2 separate regions of the Mus musculus genome follow, and region 1 is linked to region 2. Evidence: chromatin contacts called from ENCODE Hi-C or POLR2A ChIA-PET data. All regions are on one chromosome and are shown on one strand. Each heading gives the region's core, a stretch centred on a gene start or an enhancer-like site at or near the end of the contact. The rest is flanking DNA. Distances are from core to core; before and after follow the strand shown.

What was found. Hi-C counts contacts between places; a loop is a spot of excess contacts on that map. ChIA-PET counts read pairs that join two places held with the same protein, here RNA polymerase II (POLR2A).
Region 1: POLR2A ChIA-PET joins it to region 2 with 13 read pairs in Patski. The contact joins the promoter of Jmjd6 here to the promoter of St6galnac2 in region 2. A Hi-C loop is called at or near these places in 1 of 37 maps with a recorded cell type or tissue (T-helper 2 cell). POLR2A ChIA-PET finds 5 or more read pairs at or near these places in 4 of 5 experiments (Patski and embryonic stem cell).

The regions. Positions count from the first base shown.
Region 1 is chr11:116,840,111-116,846,576 of GRCm38, forward strand. Jmjd6 (jumonji domain containing 6) reads right to left here and starts at 3,339. Exons shown (of 6, transcript NM_033398.3): 1 at 2,955-3,339; 2 at 2,222-2,610; 3 at 959-1,245; 4 at 300-435. The coding sequence starts at 3,083. Mettl23 (methyltransferase like 23) reads left to right here and starts at 3,405. Exons shown (of 5, transcript NM_028865.3): 1 at 3,405-3,664. The coding sequence starts at 3,497.
Region 2 is chr11:116,688,670-116,695,953 of GRCm38, forward strand. It overlaps St6galnac2 (ST6 (alpha-N-acetyl-neuraminyl-2,3-beta-galactosyl-1,3)-N-acetylgalactosaminide alpha-2,6-sialyltransferase 2), which reads right to left and starts at 5,991. Exons shown (of 9, transcript NM_009180.3): 1 at 5,768-5,991; 2 at 1,643-1,703. The coding sequence starts at 5,889.

The DNA of each region.
Region 1 (6,466 bases), core at 2,089-4,588, 150 kb after region 2:
AAAAAGAATAAGAAAAAAGAAGAAAACAGCACGAAAACAAAATAAGAAACAATCCCAATCGTGACCATGTCTTGACTGTGATGTTGGCCACACATGCAGAGCCAGCCGCACGTACCCAAGCACGATGCCACCTGGAGGCTAGCAGACCCCCTGCCGACTAGCTCTGACCTGGGCCCTTTCTACCCACAGGTCGGTAAGGCCCGGCTGTCCCCACACACAACATGGCAGCAGGGACCGCTTCCCTTTTCCTCTTTGGGGAAAAAGCTGGAACAAAGCAGAGGGAATAAACGGTTTCTCACCTATACCACTTCCTTGATAACTTTGGTCTCCCTCTTACCGTCTTGTGCCACACAACAGGGAAGTTGGTGCTGCTGGCAAAGTTCTGGGTGATGGCAATGGTGGTGTCAAGGTTGAGGACAACATGCCACCAGCCCCCTGAAATCCAACAAATGAAGAATTCAGTGACGATCAGCCCTGCAGATGCAGACACCCTGGGGGCCAACTCAGCACAGGCCGGCCTGTGCTCTCTCTCCACTGGGAATGGGCCCTGGAAGGCAGAGCCGAGCGAGCAATGGTGACACAGACTGTCTGCCTCCTGGGAAGCCAGCTGTGACCAACACTGCAAAAGCAAAGGTTCTAGGAGGACCCCTAGCCTTGAAACTCTCACTGCTGAAACTGCATCTATCCAGTTCTGCACTCACTCCAGCAAAAAGCCAGGGAAAGCAGGCAGAACCTGGCCTACTACTGGACACAGGCATGTGGGACATGGAGGTGCTCTCTCTCCCTTTGGACTTGAGTCCCTAACTCTGTCGCCACAGGAGGGAGTGCACACACCCAACAGATAAAAAGGGCCCTTCTGTCTCATTCTATGATTCTACTCCAAAATGGCAATACAGGACAAGTCCGGACCAGTCGGAGCTGGGACGAACAGGTATAGTTTCTTCTAGCTCATCTATACCTGGTACAAAGACAGTTTCTCCTGGTTTCTGTAATATCTCCAGGGGTTTGAATTCAGGTGGCCAGGTTGGAAGCTGTGTCCGGGGATAGATGACATTAAACCAGGTAATTGCTTCATCCTGTTGGTTCCCTCCTTCTTCTCGGGTCACCTTGATGAGTTCTCTGGGTGTGTTTGTTGGGAAGAGGCACCACCGCTTGTGACCCTGAACTAAGGCATTCCAGGCACTGGTCCCCAGAGGGTCGATGTGAATCCCAGTTCCAGAACGCGGTGGCCCCATCACAAACCACCTACAGGATGCAAGCATGAAGCCATGAGAGGTAATCTGAAATGCGTGTGACATAGAAGTCTCTATAATACACAATCATGCATGCTGTCTTCAGAGACTCTACATTCTGATATACAATATTAAGTGAACTATATATGAACTGACGTCTAACAGAAAAAATAATGGACTGATGCAAATTACTGCTGGACTTTTATTGATCCACTAGGTGTGGTAGCCCAAGCTCTTAATACCAACATCCTGGAGACAGACACAGATGGATCTTAATTTCAAAGCCTACCAGTGCTACACAGAGACCCCTATCTCAAAACACCCAAACCAAGCCTGGTGCAATATTGAACATCTTTAATGTCTAGCACTTAGAAGGCAGATCTCTGTGAGTTTAAGGTCAACCTGGTAACACAGTGAGTTACAAAGAGTCAGTATAAGAAACCACACTTGTAAAAATAGAAATAAAACTTCCTTGATAAAGCAATGGTTGCACTAAAATGACCTGGGGCTGGGCAGAGACGGCTCAGGTTAGAAGCACTCAATTCCTCAAAGCACCAAGGTTCAATTCTTAGCACCTCACATGATCCCAATGGCTCACAACTATCCATAATTGCAGCTCCTGAGGTTCTGACCTCAACCAACAGGCAGAGACTGGTAAAACATATACATGCATGAAGTTTTATTTAAAAAAAAAAAAATGCCCTGGAGGAATCCAGATGCCTCCCCACCCCCCCACCCCCATGGAATCCTTCTTCCGAAGTAGGACTATAAACAGGTCAATGTGTAGGGAAGACTTTCATTGCTTTTACAAGGTTAGACAGAGTTCTGCTAACAGGCTTGCGGATTTGTGTGTGTTTATCCAGAGACAGGGTTTCTTTGTGTAGCCCTTGCTGTCCTGGAACTCATTCTGTAGCCCAGGCTGGCCTTACAAAAATACCACTGCCTGTCACTGTCCATGGTTTTTGAAAACTTAACGTGAAATAATTTACCTGTAAGGGGGTCTGCGTTTCTCCCCCGCGTATTGGAAAAGATCATCTGTGAAAAACTTGGGCACCTTGTAGTCTTCCAAAAGTTTCCTTCTTTTGGGGTGTTCGCCATAGCTGCTATCGAAGATGTAAAGGGGACTGTCATCGCGGGTGCTCTCCATGTACTCGATGTAGTACTTCATCTTCATCTTAACCGAGTAGCCGTCATTATCCTCGCCGCACTTGAACTTCTGGTTCCGGTATTTCCTTTTGAGGCGCTCCAGAGTCCATTTCTCCTGTGCGGACCAGCCCTCTTGTGCATTGAGCAGAACCACGGGCTTGTAAGGCCTCTCGTAGCGCTCCACGAACTCTTTCACCGACAGCTGTAAGGCATCAGCTCTCTCCACGTTATCCTGCGGGAACAACAAAAGACCTGTCCCGTTAGGACACTGGAACAAGTCCAGTGGCGGATAAAGGTGTCCCACAGGGCCAATTAGCAAAGACACCCGTGAGCAATGGCACACACGAGCAAGGAACGAGCGAGCCTCTGCTCCTCCAGGGGGCCGGAGGGACGGAAGGAGGCCCACGTGCGTGCGGGCGAGCACGTCGCACCCGGAGCCACCCCTTCACGGGAGGGAGGGGCCCGAAGCTCCCACGACCGAGCGAGTTTTGACAGCCGGGCTGCGGGGCCCCATCGGGGGACCAGCGGCCCTCGGAAGGCGGGCAGCCGTCGTGTGGGGTCCCGCGCCCCGCTCACCGGCACGGCCGCGGGGTTCAGCGGGTAGCTCTCGTAGTAGTTGTGCCGGGTCCAGTCGAGCGAGTCCTTGAGCTCCGGCCGCGCACTTCGCTTGGCCTCGCGGATGCGCTTCTTGCTCTTGTGGTTCATCGTGAGCCGCTCGCCGTCCGGTTCCGCCCCGACCCCGACGCGGCTCGCGTTTCCTGCCACCAAACGCGCCCTCCCTCCCTGGCTGGCGCGGCCCCGAGACGCCCTTCGCTCCGGCCCGGCGCCTTTAAAGTCGCCTTCCAGAAGATTCACTCCTCAGCCGCCACCGGAGCTTTGGGTTGGGCGAACAGCGGCCTTCCTCCCCGCCCCACCGCCTCATGCGGTCCGCCATTGGCCTCAGCGACCTGCCAGACCCGCCTTCATGCACGCCAATTGGGCGCCATGTTGGGAAGGTCGCGTCGCCGACGCCCTGCCCCTCCCTGCTTTGGCCTACGCAACACTTCCGTCTGCGCGTCGCTTCCCTGCGGTCTCCTTCCGGCCGGGCCCGCTGCGGCCTCCGGCTTCCTGTGTTTGCCATGGACAGTGTCCGGCCCCGCGCTCCTTGGGCACCGCCTCCTGACCCGGCGTCCCTGGACTCCCCTACGTGCGAGCCCGGCCTCATGGCCGGGACCCAGCTCTTTCGGTTCCGGGAGGAGCCAGTTCCCGGAGGCAATCGGGCGGTGCTGGAGGTCCGCGTCCCGCAGGTGCGTGCGGCGGCACCCACGTGGGAGCCCCCTGTTTGGAGCGGGAGTGGGTTGTCCTTCAGTTCTCGGCTTCGTTCATTAGCACCAGGTCTGGTGTGAAGCCCGGTGAGGGGTTAAGTGCGCTCCAGTGACACATTTAGGGACAGTGCCAGGAAGTTCACTGAATTCCACCAGGAAAGTGGCTGTCTTGTCCTGTGATGCTAACTTTGTACTCTTTTGAAAGCATCTGTCAGTATATCTAACACGGCCTGCCCCCCTCCCCACCAAACCTCCGGGTACTCTTGATTGAACCTCTGCCTGTTAGGCAAGTGCTCCGCCACTGAGTGGTAGCCCTAACTCTCTGTTTTATTTCTGAGCTCAGGCAGGCTTTGAATTTGAACCCCCGTTTCCCGCTTCTTAGGGTTAGGAGTGTGCGCCACCATGCTGGCTTAAACAGTGCCGGGGCTCGAATCCAAGATCCATACACGATAGATGATAGTTGTGCTTTTGAGTTTATCCCAAACCCCGTAATCTTTGCTGTTTAAATTTTGGGACCAGGGATTCCTGTCTCCAACACCCCAATAAAATTTTATACATCGGCACTGGCTTGTTCCCTCCGAGCTCATAGCTACTCTAAAACTGACTAACTCTTCCCAGGTAGTCGGGTTTTACAAAGGATTTTCGTGTTGTAATGTAGGCAGCTGGACCATAGGTAGGTAGGTGTCCCTGGCAATAGTAAGGGGAGCAGAAGGTATAGCCTTCTGCTATACAATGCTGCCACCTGTAGCAGTCCTCGTTTGTTTGTTTTTTTTCCCAGACTTCTACACAAGTGAAGCAGAGATTTTGTTTTGAGACAGGGTCTCTCTATGTATCCCTGGTTATTGTGGAACACATTCTGTGAACCAGTCTGGACTCAGGGTTCACCGTGCCTCTGCCTTTGGAGTGTTGGGATTAAAGGTGTATTCCTCCGCCCTCCCAGCAGCCTCTAACATTAGAGAAGAGATTCTTGGCTGTGTACTACAGAGAAATATTTCAGGACAAATAAGCGTGAAGCAGAGTTGGAAGATACTAATAACCTGGATCTTTTTAAGTTTGGGCATTAATAGACAACTAGGAAAAGGACAAGAAGGCATGGGGTACAGACTTCATAAGTCAGAATACTGCACTTGAGTGTCTTAATAGCCATATGAATGATTTGGTAACATCTGGAGTTAAATTGTTTAAGGAATTTTTTTGTTTGTTTGTCTTGTTTTGTTTTTCGAGACAGGGTTTCTCTGTATAGTCCTGGCTGTCCTGGAACTCACTTTGTAGACCAGGCTGGCCTCGAACTCAGAAATCCACCTGCCTCTGCCTCTGCCTCCCGAGTGCTGGGATTAAAGGCGTGCGCCACCACGCCCGGCTGTTTCAGGAATTTCTAAGAAACTTGTTTTAGTAAATAAAACCATAGAACATTCTGGTTTGAAATATGTCAATATAAAGAACTCTGCTCCTCTGTAGACAAATGTCACGGTGAATTTTGTTAGTTGTACTAAAATTTGATCCTCACTTGGTGAGAGACTAGTCTTAGGGATGAGATCTTGACTTTCCCATGTCCTCCTTGTTTTTAGTTTGTCCTTTCTCAGCAGGTCAGTGTTACAGGGGAAAACACATAAGAGGCAGACCAAAACAACTTGTTTCTGTAGCTTCCAAATGTCTTCATGTCAAAAACTCTTGAATTTCCTTCCAAATTTAGGGAGTAAAGACACTCAATATGAGTAAAGAACCCCGGGGTTTTTATACACAAATCTGCATTTCTTCTAGAAACATCCTTCTCTGGGCCTTTATTGTACTCAAAGCCTAATCCATTGTGTTATAGACATATGTTAAGTCAGGGTCTCATGCTTAGGTACTGATATTTGTTTTTTGAGACTGGATTTCATTATGGAGTTCTGGCTGGCCTGCCCACTTGTGCCTTTCAAGTGTATTAAAGCCATGCACCACCATCCCCTGCTTTATTTTTTTATTTACAGATTAATTTTTTGCTGGAATTGATGGCCCATGCCCTTAATCCCTCCTTTAATCCCAGCATTCAAAAGGCAGAGGCAAGAGGATCACTGGAGTTTGAGGCCAACATAGTCTGCACAGTCACAACACAGTGACTTCCTCTCGAAAATGAAGAGTGGGAAGCTTTGAACTGCTGAATCTTCCATCTGGTCTGTATTTTTGCCCCGGGACTTCATTTACATCAAGTGCATAAGTACAGTAAACAAAACAATGTTTCTCTGGCTTTTTCCATCATTCATTTTCTAGTGTTCTTCATTCTTCTTGCCTCCACCCCTCAGTATTACGTTCCCTCTCTGCTCCCCAAATAAAGTTTATTTTTATGTTTCTTGTTCTTTTTTGAATCAAAGTCTATGCAATCCTGGCTGACTGAACTCATGGAGATCTACCTAGCTCAGCCTCTCAAGTGTTGAGATTAAAGGGGAGTATCACTGCATAGGCTTTTTATGCTTATAGGTATTTTGCCTGTATGTATGTATGTCTGAGCACCACCTATGTGTGTCCTCAGAGGCCAAAAAGGGCTATTAGGTCACTTGGAACAGAAGATCCAGATGTTCGCTGGCTGCCATAAGGGTGATGGAAATTGAACCCTGATCCTCTGGAAAAGCAGAGCTCTTTCCAATCCCTATTATTGTTATTTTTAAGTAGGGTTATGACATTTTGGCCTGACTGGCCTTGAGTTTGGGGCCCTCCTGTCTGCCCCCCTTCCTTCCAGTGCTGGAGTGACCAGTGTTTACCACTATACCCATCCATGTGCCGTTAGTGGACTGATGAGTAAACTCA
Region 2 (7,284 bases), core at 4,741-7,240:
TTAATCCCTCTTTCTGGTCCACACTGTGGGAATACAATTGAGTTTGTGGCTTCTCAGGACTACACTTACATCAATAACTCCCCCAGTAAAGGCCCTCTATGCAACCCGAGGTCTGTCTAGCTGGCTTTTTTGGTCTCTAATGCCTCATGCATTAAGATGGGATTGTCCCCATTTTAGAGCACCTTGCTACATGTGTTCAAAGGTCACAGCCATGTCTGTTTTAAACTAGCTAGGACTATACATCAATTAGCATGGAGCAGAAAACCTGTTAGAAACTTAAAATGACCTGACCCAAGCTCTCAAGATGACTGACTATAGCCTCTTCAGCTGCTAACCACATGCCCACAACCTGTTCTGAATGCTGCTCTCCCCCATCAGTGAGTGACTAGTCTGTCACTAACCTCCTGAACGCAGGGGCATCTTTTCTCCCTGAGCCCCTCCAGACCTCAGTTAACATATCCAATTTCAGGCACCGAAAACAGTCCTTAAGCCTGAATCCATAAAAGACATTAGCATCCCCCAGTTTACCCAGTGTGAGGAGCTGGGTGGGTGGCAGGGAAGGCTGGATATCACCCAGTATGTGGCCAGGCCTGGGGTCAGATCAGACCCCCATCCGGGTGGCACTGATTGCTGCTGAGTGGACCTGGTAAAGCGCCTGACTGCTCTGTGCCTGAGTTTGCCCCTCTAGAACAGCTCAGTACTGTTTACCGTTTTCCCGAACCTTGAGAAAGAAGTGGTCTGCGGCGCACCAGGTATCTGGCTATTACTTAGGGTTATGGATCGGAGTCCCTGAGACCTTCGAAGCAAACCCAGGGCATTTCCCAGATACTGGTATCTACTCTTCAGTGAGAGAGTAACATAACTCTGACTTATCATAAATAGTTTAAAAAAATAGTAAAGAATCCATTCAACACATAGATACAATTTTAAGGGGCTGGAATGATGGCTGGGTGGTTAAGAGAGTGAATTGCTTTTGCAGAAGGCCAGGGTTCGGTTCCCTGCGTAGGCTCTGGATGACACTCAAGGACCTGAAATCCCAGTTCTAGGGCATCCTGTGCTTCTTGGGTATCAGTACATACACATAAGCAAACACATTCATACTACTAATGATAAATATTAACAAGAAACAAAATTAATTTTTAAAAGGGGAGATAGTTGAGTGCTGACTCAGCAATGAAGAGCGCTCACGGCTCTTGCAGAAGACCTGAGTTCAATTCCCAGCACCCACCCATAACTGTCTGTAACTCTGGGGGGTTCTGCTGCCTGGATCCCCTGTGACTCCTGTACTCACACGTGTGCTCGCACGTGCGTGAATGTGCGCGCACACACACACACACACACACAGAGTTAAAATAAGGACACAATTAAGACTCCCAAGAACTTTCCAGTCGGCTACAGCCCAGGGGTACTAATCTCTCTGCTGTTTTCTGCTGAGTTACAGGAAACACTAGTGGCCGGACCCACAGATGCTTCGAGAAGATGAATGTTTACCTCTAAGTGGGTGGAAACACAAACAGACTATACCCAGAAGCCTCAAGAATGTCTTGTTTCTTCTCTTCTCTTCCCCTCCCAGCTAGAACATGCTTAAGCCGCCCCAGAGTGGGGGACCATGCTCAGACCGTCCCAGAGTAGATCACTGTACCTTTCTGTTTTCCGAATTCGGTGGTTTGGGGTCAAAGAATGCTCGTGGGTACGCCATGTTCCTGGTGGGGAAAGACAGAGGTAAAGTGGGGGTCCGACTGGCAGCTTAGACGCTTCTAGGCTGATTTCTTCAACTCTGAGGCTGACATAATGCTAATGTCCCCACGATGTTTATTTCTTTGATCTTTTCTCTGGACCATGACTTCCTCTTTAGATGTACAAAGTACCATCCCTTAAGTATATTCTGGCCAGCTACAGAAACCAAGAAACAAGTCTCTCAGCAAGGGCAGAAATGTGGGGTTTATAGGAATAGGGGTGGTTAAATATGAAAATGTAAAACAGGAAATTGTATCTGAGAGGTCTCCTTCGAAAGCCCCAAGGGGTGAGTACATGCCCTTACACCCAGTATTTAAATCGAGGCAAAAGGATTAAGGGTTCAAAGCCACCCTCTGCTACTTAGGTTTGCATTGTGGCTGAGCAGGTGGCACTGAAGCAATGGGGGGCAGTTCTGAGGACTGAGGTCATGGGGTGCCTTGCTCCTCAAGTGGCGTGTGTCCAGAGCTCAGCCGTTGGTGCATGTGACTCTCGGTTTTGGCATCTGTACAACTGTACTTGGATCACCTGGTTTTTGGGGAGGGGCCCAAGAGAACAGCTAAATTACCCAACGTGGAAAGGCCTTCTAAATGCCAGCTATTGTCAGTAAGGGAGAAAGGCAGGGATCTTCTATCTCTACCAGTCTCTTCTAAAGGGATGTGAGAGGGACAATCACACAATTCCTAGGCACTGTGATGCCACAGGGCAGAGGGAGGGAGCGGAGGAAGCCTGTTCAGAGGACGGTGGCCAGATGCGCCTCTCCTTTATTACCCCAGCGGCATCTGGGAGGCAGGGGTCACGGGAGGACTTTGGACCTGCAGGTTTGCCTGGGAAACAAAGGTCTCCTGTGCGTCTTGAGCTGGCTGAGCCAGTGTGGCGCTTGTGACCTGCGCTTCCCTTCCGTTGTTTCCCAGGTCTCTAGTAAGATCTTGAAGGGACACGGGATGATCCTGCCCTGCTCCTCCCTGCCCCCTCGACTAGCCAGATGTCCACCCCTATAATCCTATAGCTCCGCCCTCCTCTAAGGAGCTGAGACCCTGTTCAGCCTGTGCTACTTGGAAGGAGCATGACAAACATCCACACTGGTCTGATAGATTCCCAGCTCGCCTCTCTGCCCTATCCCTACTCTGTAGTAACTGTCAGGCAACAGGCCTGTGACCCCCAAAGAGAAACTGCCAGACTTAGGACAAGAGTGACTGCCATGGGCTATTGATAGTGGGGACTCTCCTGAACCCTGATGTCCCTCACCCAAGGCCTAACGGTACTTTCCAACTTCCCTGGCTTTGGTGGTTTCATGGCCCTCTCTCAGGAATCCAAATTCTTCCTGCTACCTAGGGCTCCTTAAAGGGAGGTCGGCACCCATACGCCTCTATGAAGACTTTGCAGCCTTAGAAATAAGCACAAAAATTCATGTTTTCGGGCTGGTGAGATGGCTCAGTGGGTAAGAGCACCCGACTGCTCTTCCGAAGGTCCAGAGTTCAAATCCCAGCAACCACATGGTGGCTCACAACCATCTATAATGAGATCTGGCGCCCTCTTCTGGAGTGTCTGAAGACAGCTACAGTGTACTTACATATAATAAATAAATAAATAAAAAAGAGTTTAAAAAAAAAAAAAGAACATCTCTAAAAAAAAAGTTAAAAAAAAAAAAACGCATGTTTTCATAAAGCTAAGGGTGCTCATTAGGTATGGCAGCACGCTGTAATTCTAGCACTCTAGAGGCAGAAGCTGGAGGATCACGAGTTCAAGGCCACCCTCTGCTACATAGCAGGTCTGAGGCCAGTTTGAGTTTTATGAGCTACGTACTGTCTCACAATGAAGAAACAAAGTAAACCCACATATATTTAACTTAATTTTTAAAATAAGCATAGAGTGTGTGTGTCTATGTGCGCTGTGTGTGAATGTGTTCATTCGTCTGCGTGACAGTGGTGGGGATGAGTGGGACCTAAGAGCGGGAGGAGGAGGGGAAAGAGTGATTAGATTACGTTATATTCAAGGATAGAATTGTCTTTCTTTTTTTTTATTTCCTGGTTTTTCAAGACTAGGTTTCTCTGTGTAGCGGTGGCTGTCCTGGAACTCACTCTGTACACCAGATTGGCCTGGAACTCAGAGATCCACCTGCCTCTGCCTTCTGGGTGCTGTGATTAAAGGCGTGCGCCACCACTGCCCTGGTGACATATGAAAACTTCAAAGAACAAATTTAATTTTAAAACATTGGCTACAAAAATTTTAAAAAGTTCCCAGATCGGAGAATTCTCTGTGAATAGATGGCTAGATCCCCCCTAAGATGCAGTGAGAGCCCCCTTGGACACTGCAGGCCCAGCCTCTCTCCTACCTGACTGTCACTTGGCCCTGATCACAAGGATGCTCATCTTCTGGCCATACTCAGAAAGCCACTTACCTTGCTGGACTACCTACCCTCCTCCTACAGCCAGGTTGAACCCTAACCTGCCCCTTCCTCCCTCACACCCAGGTTTTACTGTACTGTAGCAAACCCCAGCAAAAACAAGGAAAAGGACAGGCTTTCAGTTCCTAGCAGATGTTGTCAGGGGTTGTTGTCTTAGTTTTAGTACTGGGTACCAAACCCCAAGACTTCATCCATGGAAGGCAAACACTCTACCAACTGAACTATATCCCCAGCCCTCAAATCAGATTTTGAAAGGAAGAAAGTTCTCCTGAGAAGGAAAAAGGTTTTGCCAGATGCACTAGGGAGACACCTTGGGGCTTTTACCCCTTTCACAAAGAACTACAGTCAACTTCAGAACACTGAGAGCGGCAGAGGCAGTCTTCCACAGGAGAGGGCACGCCAGCTGGCTATCCAATACCAAGTGGTCAGCCCTGAAAGCATATGTACAAACTACATTATACAGACTGAGCAGGCTATATTTAGGAATATATATGTATATATATATATATATATATATACACACACATATATATACACACATACATACATATATGTGTGTGTATGTATATGTGTATATATTATGTATTCACATATACATATATGCATTATATATGTGTGTATATACATATATGTACATATATACATATGCATGTAACAACAATTAAAAATTTAAAAGGGGGCCAGCAATTTGAAACATCAAGGAGGAGTATATAGGAGACTTCAGAGGGAGGAAAAGAAAAGGGGCTACCAAGTACTTATGACCTCAAAAATAAAAGAAATAATAGCGATATTGTTTAAAAAGGAAAAGCTCTGATGAGGTGTGATCCAACTGTAACCGACCTCCCGTGTGAAGTCATGTTAGGCCCTTTCTAGGATGTTGCCAGCCTCAGCGCTGCCAGCTAAGGGGACCAGACTCAGTGGTTTGTTATTTTGCGACTGATGTGTGTCCTTCAGCCAGACACTAGATACCCACTTGTTCTCATCCCATCAAGGCTTGCTCAGGAGTGTGCAGAAGCTGCGTGCTGCGCTGTGCGTTTTTCCGGACCCCCTCGCCCAAGCCCAGATTCTAGGTATGGCTTAGGTCACCTCCCCGAAATAAAGCTAAACCCTCTCGAGGCTCCTTCAGTGAGCCAGGTGGAGGCTCAAAACAAGTTCTGTGTGTTTCCAGACGGAGTTTGCATTTCCCCAGGGCCATGCCCAGATGGAGCTTATCAAGCTAACTACTCAAACAAATAATAGATCCAGGTAAAAGGGAGCCAGGTGCAGGTAGGCCTGAGCTCAGAGTCCAGAGTGAGGAGTGAGCCAAGCAGTAGGAGACTGGCCACCTGAAGAGAAGGACAAAGTTGAAAAACAGGGGACTTGAGTCCCCACCCTAAAAGTGGATCCAGGAAGAAAGTGGCAACAGGGAGCTTCCCAATTAGGCCTGGACGGAATTCACCAAAAACGCCAGGGTCGCCAGCGTGCTCCGGACCGAGCAAAGGCCCCAGGGTCCGGGAGGCAGCCTGAGATTAAGGCGGCAAAAGGCGCGTCGCCGCTTCGAGTCGCTCCAGGGTGTCCGCGGGCGTCCGGAGAGCTGGGAGCGCACGCCCTCCCCGCGCCCTGGGCGCAGCGCCCCGCAGCGCTTACCTGGCGGGAACCTGGGTCTCAGGGGACTGCTGCCCCGCCGAGGAGTACAGCATGAGGAGGATCCCAGAGCTGGTGGCAACGAGCAACAACATCCGAAAGAGCCAGCGGCGCGGGAGGTCCATGTGAGCCTGGCCGGGGTGCGCCCCGTCTGCCGCCCTGCTCACCGAGCCCCCGGCCGGAGAGGACCGTCCCAGTGGGACCCGCGGAGGCGGCGGCCCTGCTCTGCCCCGCCCTGCCCAGGGCGGGCTGCCGCGCGCCTCCGGGTCCTGCAGCTCCCCCCTGTGTCCTCGCCAGGCCTTAGGTCGCAGCAACTCCAGAGACTGAGCGTCTCTAAGGCCGTCGTGCAGCTGCGGATGGCTGGAGCCGCGAGCGCTGTTCCAGGGCTGTCCCCGGGGGACTTCGATGGCGGCTACCCCTGAGGCTGCTCTCCAACGAGAGCCACACCCCGGATGTACCTATTCCAGAGTCGGGCAGGGATGTACGGTTCTCACCGTCCAGGGCAAGCATGTGCAGTGAAGGGTGGGAAGGGCACGAGGAGACAAGGCTGTCTGCTGCCCTGATTGAGCACTGTGCGCTTAGGGATGTCCACCCCAGGTTTCTGGACCAGAAGCCGGTGGCTGGCAGCTGTGAAACAATCTGGCCGGCTCCCTCACAAGGACCGAGGACTTGATGGGTTAAGGCTCTTGTACCTTATGTACTTGCAGAAGAGTATATTCAAATAATGGAAGGAAACCCCTTAGCTTGGATTTGGGGTTAAAGGTGGAGGGTTCAGGTAGGGAGCCGCCGGCCGTGGGGTGCACTAAGGGGCTTAGGTTGTCATCTGTTTATTTGGTGACTACCCATTGAGATGGAGGACGTCACGCAGGGAGCCCGCGGTGATGGTTGTTACCTCTCTGTTTGGCAACACGCAGAAAAGCCAGGCCTCTCCATGCGCTGCTCAGACTTGGCCTGAGAGGCGGAGAGACTGGGAGAGGTGGAGCATCAACATCGCCCGGGGCTGGGGAAACTGGCCTGCTCTTTGGAAGCAGAGCCCTTTCTGTCTGTGAGCCATCGGTGGTGTGTTCTTCAGTATAGTCTGGGAGAGTGGACCTCGGCTCCCCAAGCTTTAATCTGGTCTGATAGCTGAGAAAATTGGGGTTCACGAATTGGTATCTGCCCAGTGTCAGACCCTGGGTCTGTGGATAAGAGCAGCTTCTTCAGTCTGCGACCCAGTCTTGTGTGGGCCAGGACGGAGTCCCTGGAGTGTAGCCAATCAAATCAATCCTGCCCTTTGTTCCCGAGCTGAAAGTGTCGTGGTGCTAATGGCCACAGCTAAGAATTTGTGCTTTCACGTTTTGTTTTATTCTCCATGTCCATACACTTGTTGATGTGCAGGCACACGTAATTTGTAGAAGATCTCGTTCTCTCCTTCTACCAAGTTTGTCCCAGGAATTGAACTCGGGACCTTGGGCTTTATCTGCTGAGCCATTTTGATGGCCCCTGATTTCCAGTTTTTCCTTTCAATCTTTGCGCTCTTC